2 separate regions of the Homo sapiens genome follow, and region 2 is linked to region 1. The links are chromatin contacts, found by Hi-C in ENCODE. All regions are on one chromosome and are shown on one strand. Each heading gives the region's core, a stretch centred on a gene start or an enhancer-like site at or near the end of the contact. The rest is flanking DNA. Distances are from core to core; before and after follow the strand shown.

Region 1 (5,920 bases), core at 936-3,435:
GGGCTTGGCCTGCTTCTCAATCAGCCAAGCTTTTGCCAGTTTGCCTGCTGGGCGGGGCTCTGACCCCTCCTGGCCGTTGCTCCTTCCAGTCTCTCTACCTAGCAGGGATCCCTAGCACCCCCTACTCCTACTCACCTTTCAAGATGTGGCTTTCTGGCTGGCCCGGTGGTTCACACCTGTAATCCCAGCACTTTGGGAGGCTGAGGCGGCTGGATCACCTGAGGTCAGGAGTTCCAGACCAGCCTGGCCAACATGATGAAACCCCCTGTCTACCAAAAATACAAAAACTAGCCAGGCATGGTGGCCGGCGCCTGTAATCCCAGCTACTCGGGAGGAGGCTGAGGCAGGAGAATCGCTTGAATCCAGGAGGCGAAGGTTGCAGTGAGCCGAGATTGTGCCATTGCACTCCAGCCTGGGTGACAAGCGCAAAACTTATTTCTTAAAAAAAAAAGAAAGAAAAAAGAAAAAAAGAAAAAAATTGGCTATCTCTTGCCCCAAATTCACCAACTACTCCCTCCAGTCTCCTTATCCAGGACAGTCTGTATCTTTTGTGGGCTCTTTCTTCTGTGTCAAGCTCCCCCTCCCCCACACCACAAAATAACCAGCCGCACATACTACTGGCACATCTACCCTGTGGTCCCACTCACTATCTACTGAATGGATGAGTGTTTGGGGCTAAATGTTCCTCAGTGTGGTGGAAAGAAAGCAGCAGCCTGGACCTTCCAGAAAGTCCTTGGCAGTGCAGGGATGGGGGGATCTGGGCTGCCACCCCTGCCACCTGATCCTGAATGACTTCCCCTCATCTGGAGTTCCTTCCACTGCTACTTCTCAAAGGTGCTGCGCATGCTAAGAGGGAATTTGAAAGTTCGGGAGTGCGGGTAGGGGAGGATGAGAAGGGGAGTGGCTTTACTCTTTTTTTTTTGAGACGGAGTTTCTCTCTTGTTGCCCAGGCTGGAGTACAATGGCATGATCTCGGCCCACTGCAACCTCCGCTTCTCGGGTTCAAGCGACTCTCCTGTCTCAGCCTCCTGAGTAGCTGGGATTACAGGTGAATGCCACCATGCCAGGCTAATTTTTGTATTTTTAGTAGAGACGGGGTTTCATCATATTGGTCAGGCTGGTCTCGAACTCCTGACCTCAGGTGATCCGCCCGCCTCGGCTTCCCAAAGTGCTGGGATTACAGGCGTGAGACACGGCAACAATGTGAATTACAGTTACGTAGACAGGAATGTTATTGATTGTAAGCCCGAGAGGCCAGATCGGGTTGGGGATCGGGATGGCCAACTGGGTCCCTTAGTCGGTCAGCTGCCCAGCGGTCCAGGGCTGGGCGGGTGTGGGGGTTTCGGCTACGTCCACCCGACCTGGCGGCGTCGGCTGCCGGCGCAGGTGAGCACTCACCCGTAAGCGTTACGGCCCGGGGCAGCTTCTCGTCGCCGTCCAACCCCGCGCGGGGCAACAGCGCCGCATCCTCCTTCTCCAGCCCCAGCTCCTTGCAGCGGCAGCACGTGGGGGAGCCCGGGGAGCCGGCGCTTCCTTCCGCGGGGCTGGCCCGGCCCTCTGCGTCGCAGCCGCTCTCCGTCCGGGCTGCAGCCAGCGGCGAGCGGCGGCCCCACGTGCCGCCCTGGGATGGTGCGCGCAGCAGGAGCTGGTGCGCCGGGTCCGCGTGGCGGGAGAAGGCAGGGGACTCGGGCACCGGCACCTTGAGGAAGCGCGTGGAGGGCCTGGGCGATGGCGTGCTGCTGCCACCGGCCGCGCCCACGGGCTTCACGCGCACATCTACCTGCAGCTCCATGGGCGCCCAGGCGCTGGGCGCAGGCTCAGCCCCGGGCGCCTCGCCATTCCGGGGCAGCTTGACCAAGGCAGGGCCCGGTGACGGCGGCTCGGGGCAGACCCCGTAGCCCAGGCTGAGCGGCGGCACGCGCGGGGACCCGGGGCGAGGCGAAGGCGGCTTTTTCTTGCTCGAGGGCTCCAGGCCTGCGCCCGCCGCCTTCTCCACGGCCCCGGCCGGACTTGGGCTGCTTTCGGGACCTTCAGGTTGTCGCACCTTCGCGGGCACCTGCGGCTGCTCCAGCGTGGGGACCAGGCTTCCCACGGGCTCCATTGGGAGCTCTGCCCCGGCTTGGCCTCCGGGCGCAGCCTCCCAAGACTCCTCCATCCCGCGCGCCCCGCCACCCGGAGACGCTGAGGAGCGCACCTGGGCCCAGTGCAGAGGAGCTTCGCTCTCCTCCGTCCGGATTGGTCCAGCCGCGTCGCCGAAGTTGTCAGGCCACGCCCCTCCCCGAAGGACCCCGCTGTGATTGGCTGTGGCTGAGGTTCTGCTGCCCCGACCCCCTTCGGGACACAGCCCCGGCCTCCACCAGGCACTGGGAGGGAGCTGAGAACGGCAGCGGGGCCAGGCGAGGGTTGCAGGGTGGGCGGGAGCTCTCGGGAGAAAAGCAGAACACCAGCGGAGGCTTGTGGCAGGGAACCCGGAGCCCCGCCTGACCCTTCCCTCTTCTTTGTCTCTGACCTCACCCATTTTCCCCTCCAGCCCTATGCCGGGGTGTTGGTTTTGAGAGTTACAGTTTGGGCGGGGAAGGATTGGCCAAGCCTGTCTGGATCCTGGGACCTCAGAGAAATCAGAATCCAAAGGAATTGGGGCGACCTGTGGAAAAGTAGCCCAGTTGGTTGTCCTGACAATCCAGCAGGGTTTCGAAAGGACTCTCCATCATACTTGGGAGGACTCCCCCACTGAGTAACGCTAAGAGAAAAGAAACAGGGCGTGGATAAGCAATTCTTCTTTTTTTTTTTTTTTTTGAGACGGAGTCTTGCTCTGTCGCCAGGCTGGAGTGCAGTGGCCCGATCTCGGCTCACTGCAATCTCCGCCTCCCAGGTTCAAGCGATTCTCCTGCCTCAGCCTCGTGAGTAGCTGGGACTACAGGCACCCACCCCACCACGCCCGGCTAATTTTTGTATTTTTAGTAGAGACGGGGTTTCACCATGTTGGCCAGGATGGTCTCGATCTCCTGACCTCGTGATCTGCCCGCCTCGGCCTCCCAAAGTGCTGGGGTTACAGGCGTGAGCCACCGCGCCCCGCCTGGCCTCTGGTATTTTTAAGTGCCCCCAGGGTAGGGTTGGCAGATAAAATGCAGGCCACTCAGTTTAATTTGAATTTCAGTTAAACAAGGGATAGTTTTTAGCATAGTAGTCCTCCCTTATCCACTGGGATAGTTCCAAGACCTCCCAGTGAATGCCTGAAACTTTGGATAGCACCAAACCCTATATATACTGTTTTTTTCTATACAAGCGGTCTTCAAAAGGTTCATGGAAAATTCATACTATGAAAAAAACTATGCATGGATTTGAAAATTTTTTGGCACCAAAATAAATTTGTACTAACTTGTTATCACATGTCTCGACAAGATCTAGTTTGAGGCACTAAGAAGGATAAGACATCAGTTTGAAAAGAGCTCCTGTCAGAGCAACAAGGATTCTGCTAAATTTGAAGCAAGAATAATCATCACATTTATGGTGACATCATTGATATTTTTATGAAAAGCTCATGGGGACAATGCCCCCAAGAAACCAGCAGTTTGCAAATGGAAAACTCGTTTTAAGAAGGGATGAGGCCAGGCGTGGTGGCTCAGCCTGTAATCCCAGCACTTTGGGAGGCCGAGGCAGGTGGATCACTTGAGGTAAGGAGTTCGAGACCAGCCTGGCCAACATGCTGAAATCCTGTCTCTACTAAAAAAGCAAAAATTAAGCTGGGCGCGGCAGCTCACGCCTGTAATCCCAGCACTTTGGGAGGCCGAGGTGGGCGGATTGACTGAGCTCAAGAGTTCAAGACCAGCCTGGGCAACACAGTGAAACCCCGTCTCTACTAAAATACAAAAAATTAGCTGGCATGGTGGCATGCGCCTGTAGTCTCAGCTACTCGGGTGCCTGAAAATACAAAAAATTAGCCGGGCGTGGTAGTGGGTGCCTGTAATCCTAGCTACTCGGGAGGCTGAGGCAGGAGAATTGCTTGAACTCGGGAGGCAGAGTTTGCAGTGAGCCGAGATTGTGCCACTGTACTCCAGCCTGGGTGACAGAAGGAGACTCCATCTCAAAAAAAAAAAAAAAGAGAAGGGATGAGACAATGTTGAGGATAAAGCCCTCAGTGGCAGACCATCCACATCAATTTTTGAGTAAAATAATTAATCTTATTTGTGCCCTCATGAAGAGGACCAACGATTAACAGCACAAACAACAGCCAACACCAAAGACGTCTCAATTGGTTCAGCTTACACTTTTCTGACTGAAAAATTAAAGTTGAGCAAAGTTTCCACTCTATGGAAAACCATTGCGTCCAGATCAGCTGCAGCCAAGAGCAGAACTTTCAATGGAAATTTAAAACGAGTAGGATCAAGATCCTGAAGCATTTCTCTGAAGAGTTGTAACAGAAGATGGAACGTGGCTTTACCAGTAGGATCCTGAAGACAAAGCACAAAGCAATGGCTCCCAAGAGGTGGAAGTGGCCCAGTCACAGCAAAAGTGGACAGGTCAAGAGCAGAAGTCACAGCAACAGTTTTTTGGGATGCTCAAGGCATTTTGCTTGTTGGCTTTCTAGAGGGCAAAAGAGCAATAACATCTGCTTACTATGAGAGTGTTTTGAGAAAGCCAAAACTTTAGCAGAAAATCACCTGGGAAAGCTTCACCAAAGGGTCCTTCTCCACCACTACGAGGCTTCTGCTCATTCCTCATCAGTCAAGGGCATCACTCAACATGTTCAAGTTTTAAATGCCTCTTTGGGCCCAGTACCCTCCTCCTGCTAACACCCTCTCTATTCTTCCTTGTCGTGGCCAAACTTTTTTTTTTTTTTTGAAAGAGAGTCTTGTTCTGTCACCTAGGCTGGAGTGCAGTGGCGTGATCTCGGCTCACTACAACCATGGCCTCCTGGGTTCAAGCAATTCTCGTGCCTCAGCCTCCCAAGTAGCTGGGATTATAGGTGTGCACCATCACAACCGCTTAATTTTTGTATTTTTAGTAGAGACAGGGTCTTGAACTCCTGACCTCAGGTGATCTGCCCGCTTCAACCTCCCAAAGTGCTGGGATTACAGGCGTGAGCCACCACACCGGGCCATGACCAACCTTTTTTAACAAGGTAATTGCCCCCATCTGTCTGCCAAAATTTTCCTTGGCAAGGGTACAAGTCACCAAACCCAGCAAATGCTTTTTTTCCATTTTTGGAAAAAAAAGATATATATATATATATATGTTATATTTTATATATATTATAAGGATGGAGGAGTCTCGCTATGTTGCCCAGGCTAGTCTTGAACTCCTGGCCTTAAGCCATCTTCTCGCCTCGGCCTCCCAAAGTGCTGGGCTTACAGGTGTGAGTTACTGTGCCCGGCCTGCAGATGCTCTTCAGTGCTCGTTTTATCTCTCAGGTTTTGACATTATGATCATTTCTTCCTCCTCTCAAAAACCCACTCATCTGTGGCCTGTGGGCTTCCTGACACCACCTCTACCAGCTCTCCTTCTGCCTTCCTGGCTGTTCCTTTGAAAATTGCTGCAGAGCTTCTCACCCACCATACGTCAGTGACCTTCAAGCCCAGATCTTTCTCCTGAGCTTAGGTTCTTCTTTGCAGGAATTTGACACTAGATATGAGAGACCCAGAGCCGAGTGTTGTCAGAGCTCCTAGTAGGGCAGCTCCCTAGAGAGAAAGCCCAGAAACTCCTGCTCTGGGCCCCAGAGTTTGTCCGATCTCAGCCCTTCCTAAAGCTTGTTTGTTCAATTCTGTGGATTTCACGAGACCCTGAGTATCCTTCTCATACCTCCTCCACTTTTTGCCTTATCATTTAAGACTCTGGGTCAGGCATGGTGACTCACACCTGTAATCCCAGCACGTTGGGAGGCCAAGGCAGGAGGATCACTTGAGCCCAGGAGTTTGAATCT
Region 2 (5,920 bases), core at 954-3,453, 350 kb after region 1:
TATATTTCAAGTCCATCTACTTCTTCCCACCTCCCTCTCTCCTCTAGCCAAGCATCCCTTCTCTCTGGGTGAAGGCAGCAGCCTTCTGTGTGCCCTCCCTGTCTTTTCTCTCACTCCTTTCCAGGGAATCTGCACCTGTGACCACAGCCTTCTGTAACAAATGTACCTGTGACCATCCTAAGACCTGTGGGGGCACAGAAAAGGAAGCCCATAGCTACCCCTGCTGGCTTTTGGTGTCCATTTGCATGAAGTGTCTTTTTCCACCCCTTTACTTTAAGTTTACATGAGTCCTTATGTGTCAGGTGAGTCTCCTGAAGGCAGCAGATAGTTAGTTGGTGAGTTCTTATCCATTCTGCAGTTCTGTATCTTTTAAGTGCAGCATTTAGGCCATTTACATTCAGTGTTAATATTGAAATGTGAGGTACCATTGCATTCATCGGGCTCTTTGTTGCCTGTGTACTTCTTTGTTTGTTTTTTGCTTTTGTTTTTTAACTTGTATTTTTGTTTTATAGGTCCTGTGTGATTTATGCTTTAAAGAGGTTCTGTTTTGATGTGTTTCCAGGATTTGTTTCAAGATTTAGAACTCCTTTTACCAGTTCTTGTAGTGGTGGCTTGGTAATGACGAATTCTCTCAGGATTTGTTTGTCTGAAAATGACTGTATCTTTCCTTCATATATGGTGCTTAGTTTCACTGGATACAAAATTCTTGGCTGATAATTGGTTTGTTGAGGAGCCGGAAGACAGGGCCCCAATCCCTTCCAGCTTGTAGGTTTTCTGCTGAGAAATCTGCTGTTCATCTGATTGGTTTTCCTTTACAGGTTACCTGGTTCTTCTGTCTCACAGCTCTTAAGATTCTTTCCTTTGTCTCAACTCTGGATAACCTGATGACAATGTGCTGAGGCAAAGATCTTTTTACAATGAATTTCCCATGTGTTCTTTGTACTTCTTGTATTTGGATGTCTAGGTCTCTAGATGGCTGCAGAAGTTTTCCTTGATTCTTCCCCCAAATATGTTTTCCAAGCTTTTAGAATTCTCTTCTTCCTCAGGAACACCAATTATTCTTAGGTTTGGTCATTTAACATAATCCCAGACTTCTTGGAGGCTTTGTTCATATTTTCTTATTCTTTTTTCTTTGTCTTTGTTGAATTGGGTTAATTTGAAGACCTTGTCTTTGAGCTCTGATTTTCTTTCTTCTACTTGTTCAATTCTATTGCTGAGACTTTCCAGAGCATTTCACATTTCTAAAAGTGTGTCCAAAGTTTCCTGAATTTTCAATTATTTTTTCTTTAAGCTATTTCATTGAATATTTCTCCCATTCAATATTGGGGGATTGTGTTGGGAGAGGAGGGTCTCCCTTTCCCACTTCCGCAAATGGGGCACTCACAGTATTTGGAGTGTCTTCTGGGTCCTGCAGGAGCAGTCTGGTTCCTTCAGAGAGTCTGTGGGTCCTTTTGGGATTGCTGGTTTTTTCTTGCAGTTGATCTGGAGCTAAAATTCACCATGGAAGCCTCCAGATGCTGCTCTGTCTGAAGCTGCAATCTAGTCCTGCCACCCAGCCACTATGATCCCCTCCATCTCTCTGTCCACTTTAGTCAGATAAGCTCAAAGCTAGAACAAAGGACCCATATATGAGCCTACGGATCTGCCTTCAAACACTTGAGAAGCCCTCCAACTCACCATGAGAACACTGACCCCAATCGGGATCTTTGCTTTGCTCCAACAGCCAGACACTCAGACAGGTCCTCAGACCCAGCAACTAATGGACTTGGTGGGATGGTTGTCCTCAAAGCAGCCAGCATTTTGATCAGGCTGGCGTCTGGTCCTGTATTTTTCTGGGATATTCAGAATCTCTTGACATGTATCTTCACTTAATTGTGAATTTAAAAAATTATAGATGGATGTAGATATAGATATAGATATAGACATAGAGATAGATATAGATAGACATTTTGGAGAAGAGTCTCTCTTTGAAGACTTCCTCTCAGAGTACAAGTCCGTGGTTACAACCATTTTGTTTCTCAGCAAACATGGGGAAGTTTGCTTTTCTTCTCTGAGGAAGTTAATATAAATGTTTATTGACAGTGCAGTCATCAAGGAATAAAGTTGCTGATTCATTCCTTTACACTGAAACCCTTTGTTGTGCCCTCCTCTTCCTTCCTCTTTATAGGGAGACACTCTGAGAAAGAGCACATTGTGGGGGCCCACTCCATGTGATGTTTGCTTGGTTGCCTGTTCCCTTTTCTACCTGCAGAGCACGGTTCCCATAAGGGCGGCGAGATCAGCCTCCTGTCTCATCTGGAAGACCACCACTCTGGGGTCTCAGAGGAATGATGGAAGCCTTGGGGTTTCTAAAATTGGAAGTGAATGGCCCCATGGTGACGGTGGCCCTGTCAGTGGCTCTCTTGGCCCTCCTGAAATGGTAAGTGCAGCCAGCCCTAGGGACTGTGACAGCGTCAGCCGTCTCACCCTGGAGCCTTGCTGGTGCCATGGCGGGGTATGTGGGAGTGTGTTTTTCTTCTTTTCTAATCTAGCGGGAGTGAGTATTAACACAGCTTCAGAATTAAAAGCAAACAGCCAGGTTAATCTTTTGCTAAAATGCATGAGATTGAAGTGTCAGGAAAGGCTGGTGATTCAGTGACTGAGAACGCTACACATAATTAAGTTTGAAAGAGATGGAAAAAGAAACAAATTGGAAAGGCATTAGGTTTGGGTAGAAGCATTTCCTTGAACCCCGTCATATCTCCTCACCTCATTTTTCTAAAATCCTCTGTCCTTGTTGGATTTACAGTGAATTCAGCCTCTTGGTTCATATTACATTCAAAACAAAACAAGACGTAGGAGCTGTTTGGCAAATGTGGGCCTCTTTGCAGGAAGTCATTGAGGGGGATTTCTGTAGGGTTAAGGACAAAGTGGTAGATCTAATTTCTCATAGTTGATAGAGGGAGATGGATTCTGATGAACATAGTGTGTGCAGCTCCTACAAAATTTGAGACCCTGAAAGGATCTCAAACTTGAACTCCGAGTTGCTCCCCTGTGGTTTTGTTAATTCAACAGCAAATTTTCCTAAGGCTGACTCTGGTGTCTGTAGGTCGAAGGCCTCATAATATGCTACATTTATGCATATTCGCCCTGTCAGTTAAACTTATTAGAGTTACCCATTCAATCAAAAGCACCTGGATTTAGATGGCTCTGGCTTTTGAGGGCAAAGTGAGTGGAAAAAATAATGGAGGACTGGAGTCCGAACAGAATTTTAATTTATGTTTTCAGTAGTAATAAAGCCTTCTCTAGATTAATAACTGGGAAAGCACTTTGAAAAGCATCAAGCATTATGCAAATGTGAGGTATTATTCTTTTGGAATTTGCATAGCTGAGAGTGGAATTCACGTTTGATGTTCTATGATGATGAAATTACTTCTTGGAAATTGGCTCTGAAACCCAGCCTCAGTCCCAGTGCTGTTTTTCTTTTTAACTGGTTTAATTTTTTTTTTGAACTTTTTTATCTCATTGTAGCTTACCTTGGATTGAAACTGGCCACATGTAAAACCAAGAGCAAATGGTAGCTCCTTCCCTACCCCCAGCCCCCAATAATCCATCTCAATGTGTTTTTATGCTCCGGGAAGCCCGAAGCACAGTGTCTGACATGCAGAAAGTGCTTAGTCGATGTCAGCCACTATAATTAACCATCTATCATCTATGTAACCTAAAAGAAAATAAGTCTTTAGTGGTTTAGGTTTATTTTTAATTTCTTACTAATGTGCTTATTCATATTAATCTCATCAATAGCTATGCTCTGACTGTGGTTCTCAAAGCGGACACTTTTTTACACTTTTGTTTCAGTCTTTGTTGTGTCTGAGCCTCCAGCTCAGTGCCTGCCATGTAGGAACACCACACCATTCAGCAGGGCAGCTATGTGTTTGCTGTCTATTCTTGGGCCATATTAATAACCTGGTTCAAAGATGCAGAGATTAAGATAAATGTACCAAGCAGAAGTGGTAAACAGGAAGTGAGAGCTGACTTCTATTTGTTATTGCAAAAATATTTATTAACCTGTTAATGTGTGCCCAGTCTGGAGGAGGCCCTGGTACAAGGTCAGGAAGCAGGAGATCTGGAGAAGGTGCCCAAGGCAGGGGAGACACAGAGGTTCTGGGGGTGAGCTGGATGTCTAGAGAGGATACTGCAGGAGGAGCAGAGGCAGCAGGAGAGAGGTCACGGCCCTGGCTCTGGTGCTTTTGGGTCCATCCCTTGATTCAGTGCAAGGGGAACCACCCTTGGGCTTTCAACCCTTCTGTTCCGGGTGAGACTCTAGTCAGCCACTAAGCAACAGCCACCAGCTTGAATGAGGCAAGGCCCCCTTCCTGCTTCATTGTCTTGAAAGGATATGTGTGGAAGAGACAGGGGTGCTTTTCCTCCAGTGAGAGGATTCACAGGCAAGGAAAGATGGAGGTGTAGAGACACTTGCAGGAGAAACTGGCAGGGGGAGTGGATTAAACATTGCAGCACATTAGTCTTTGCTTTAAGTGTTACATGTGCCATCCAGCCAGGTGAGATGGCAGCAGAGAACCTAAACCCTGAGAAGGTGAAATCAAATGGGCTGGGCGCGGTGGCTCATGCCTATAATCCCAGCACTTTGGGAGGCCAAGGCAGACAGATCACTTGAGGTCAGAAGTTCGAGACCAGCCTGGCCAACATGGTGAAACTCCATCTCTACTAAAAATACAAAAATTAGCTGGGCATGGCAGCAGGTGTCTGTAATCCCAGCTACTTGGGAGGCTGAGGCAGGAGAATCGCTTCAACCTGGGAGGCACAGGCTGCAGTGATCTGAGATCATGCCACTTCCCTCCAGCCTGGGTGACAAAGAAAGACTCTGTTTCAAACAAAACAAAACAAAACAAAACAGAAGGATGGGAGGATGGAGGGAATCATGGTGGACAGGAGGCAGGACTAGACTGCAGCTCCAGACAAAGCAGCATCTGGAAGCTTCCATGGTGAATTTTAGCTCCAGATCAACTGCAAGAATAAATCAGCAATTCTGAGGGGACCCACAGACCCTCTGAAGGAAGCGGATTGCTCCTGTAGGGCCCAGAAGACACCCCAAATACTGTGAGTGCCCCAACTGCGGAAGTGGGAAAGGGAGACCCTCCTCTCCCAACACACTCCCCCAATTTGAGTGGGAGAAATATTCAATGAAATAGATAGCTTAAAGAAAAAACAATAGAAAATTCAGGAAACTTTGGACACACTTTTAGAAATGTGAAATGCTCTGGAAAGTCTCAGCAATAGAACAAGTAGAAGAAGGAAATTCAGAGCTCAAAGACAAGGTCTTTGAATTAACTGAATCCAACAAAGACAAAGAAAAAAAATAAAAAAATATGAACAAAGCCTCCAAGAAGTCTGGGATTATGTTAAATGACCAAACCTAAGAATAATTGGTGTTCCTGAGGAAGAAGAGAATTCTAAAAGCTTGCAAAACATATTTGGGGGAATAATCAAGGAAAAGTTCCCCAGTCTAGCTAGAGACCTAGACATCCAAATACAAGAAGCACAAAGAACACGTGGGAAATTCATCGCAAAAAGATCTTTGCCTAGGCACATTGTCATCAGGTTATCCAGAGTTGAGACAAAGGAAAGAATCTTAAGAGTTGTGAGACAGAAGAACCAGGTAACCTATAAAGGAAAACCTATCAGATGAACTGAAGATTTCTCAGCTGAAACCCTACAAGCTAGAAGGGATTGGGGCCCTGTCTTCCAGCTTCTCAAACAAATCAATTATCAGCCAAGAATGTTGTATCCAGTGAAACTAAGCATCATGTATGAAGGAAAGATACAGTCGTTTTCAGACAAACAAATGCTGAGAGAATTGCCATTACTAGGCCACCACTACAAGAACTGGTAAAAGGAGCTCCAAATCTTGAAACAAATC

What was found. Hi-C counts contacts between places; a loop is a spot of excess contacts on that map. Pooled maps may share reads with other maps.
Region 2: a loop to region 1 is called in a pooled map, with 2.3 times the contacts of the local background. The contact joins the promoter of TBXAS1 here to the promoter of KLRG2 in region 1. A Hi-C loop is called at or near these places in 2 of 37 single-sample maps with no recorded cell type and 7 of 50 pooled maps.

The regions. Positions count from the first base shown.
Region 1 is chr7:139,481,488-139,487,407 of GRCh38, forward strand. It overlaps KLRG2 (killer cell lectin like receptor G2), which reads right to left and starts at 2,186. Exons shown (of 5, transcript NM_198508.4): 1 at 1,399-2,186. The coding sequence starts at 2,155. RefSeq lists an enhancer at 1,346-1,425 and silencers at 1,556-1,835, 2,296-2,355.
Region 2 is chr7:139,827,061-139,832,980 of GRCh38, forward strand. TBXAS1 (thromboxane A synthase 1) reads left to right here and starts at 2,204. Exons shown (of 13, transcript NM_001061.7): 1 at 2,204-2,419. The coding sequence starts at 2,331. RefSeq lists an enhancer at 1,877-3,076.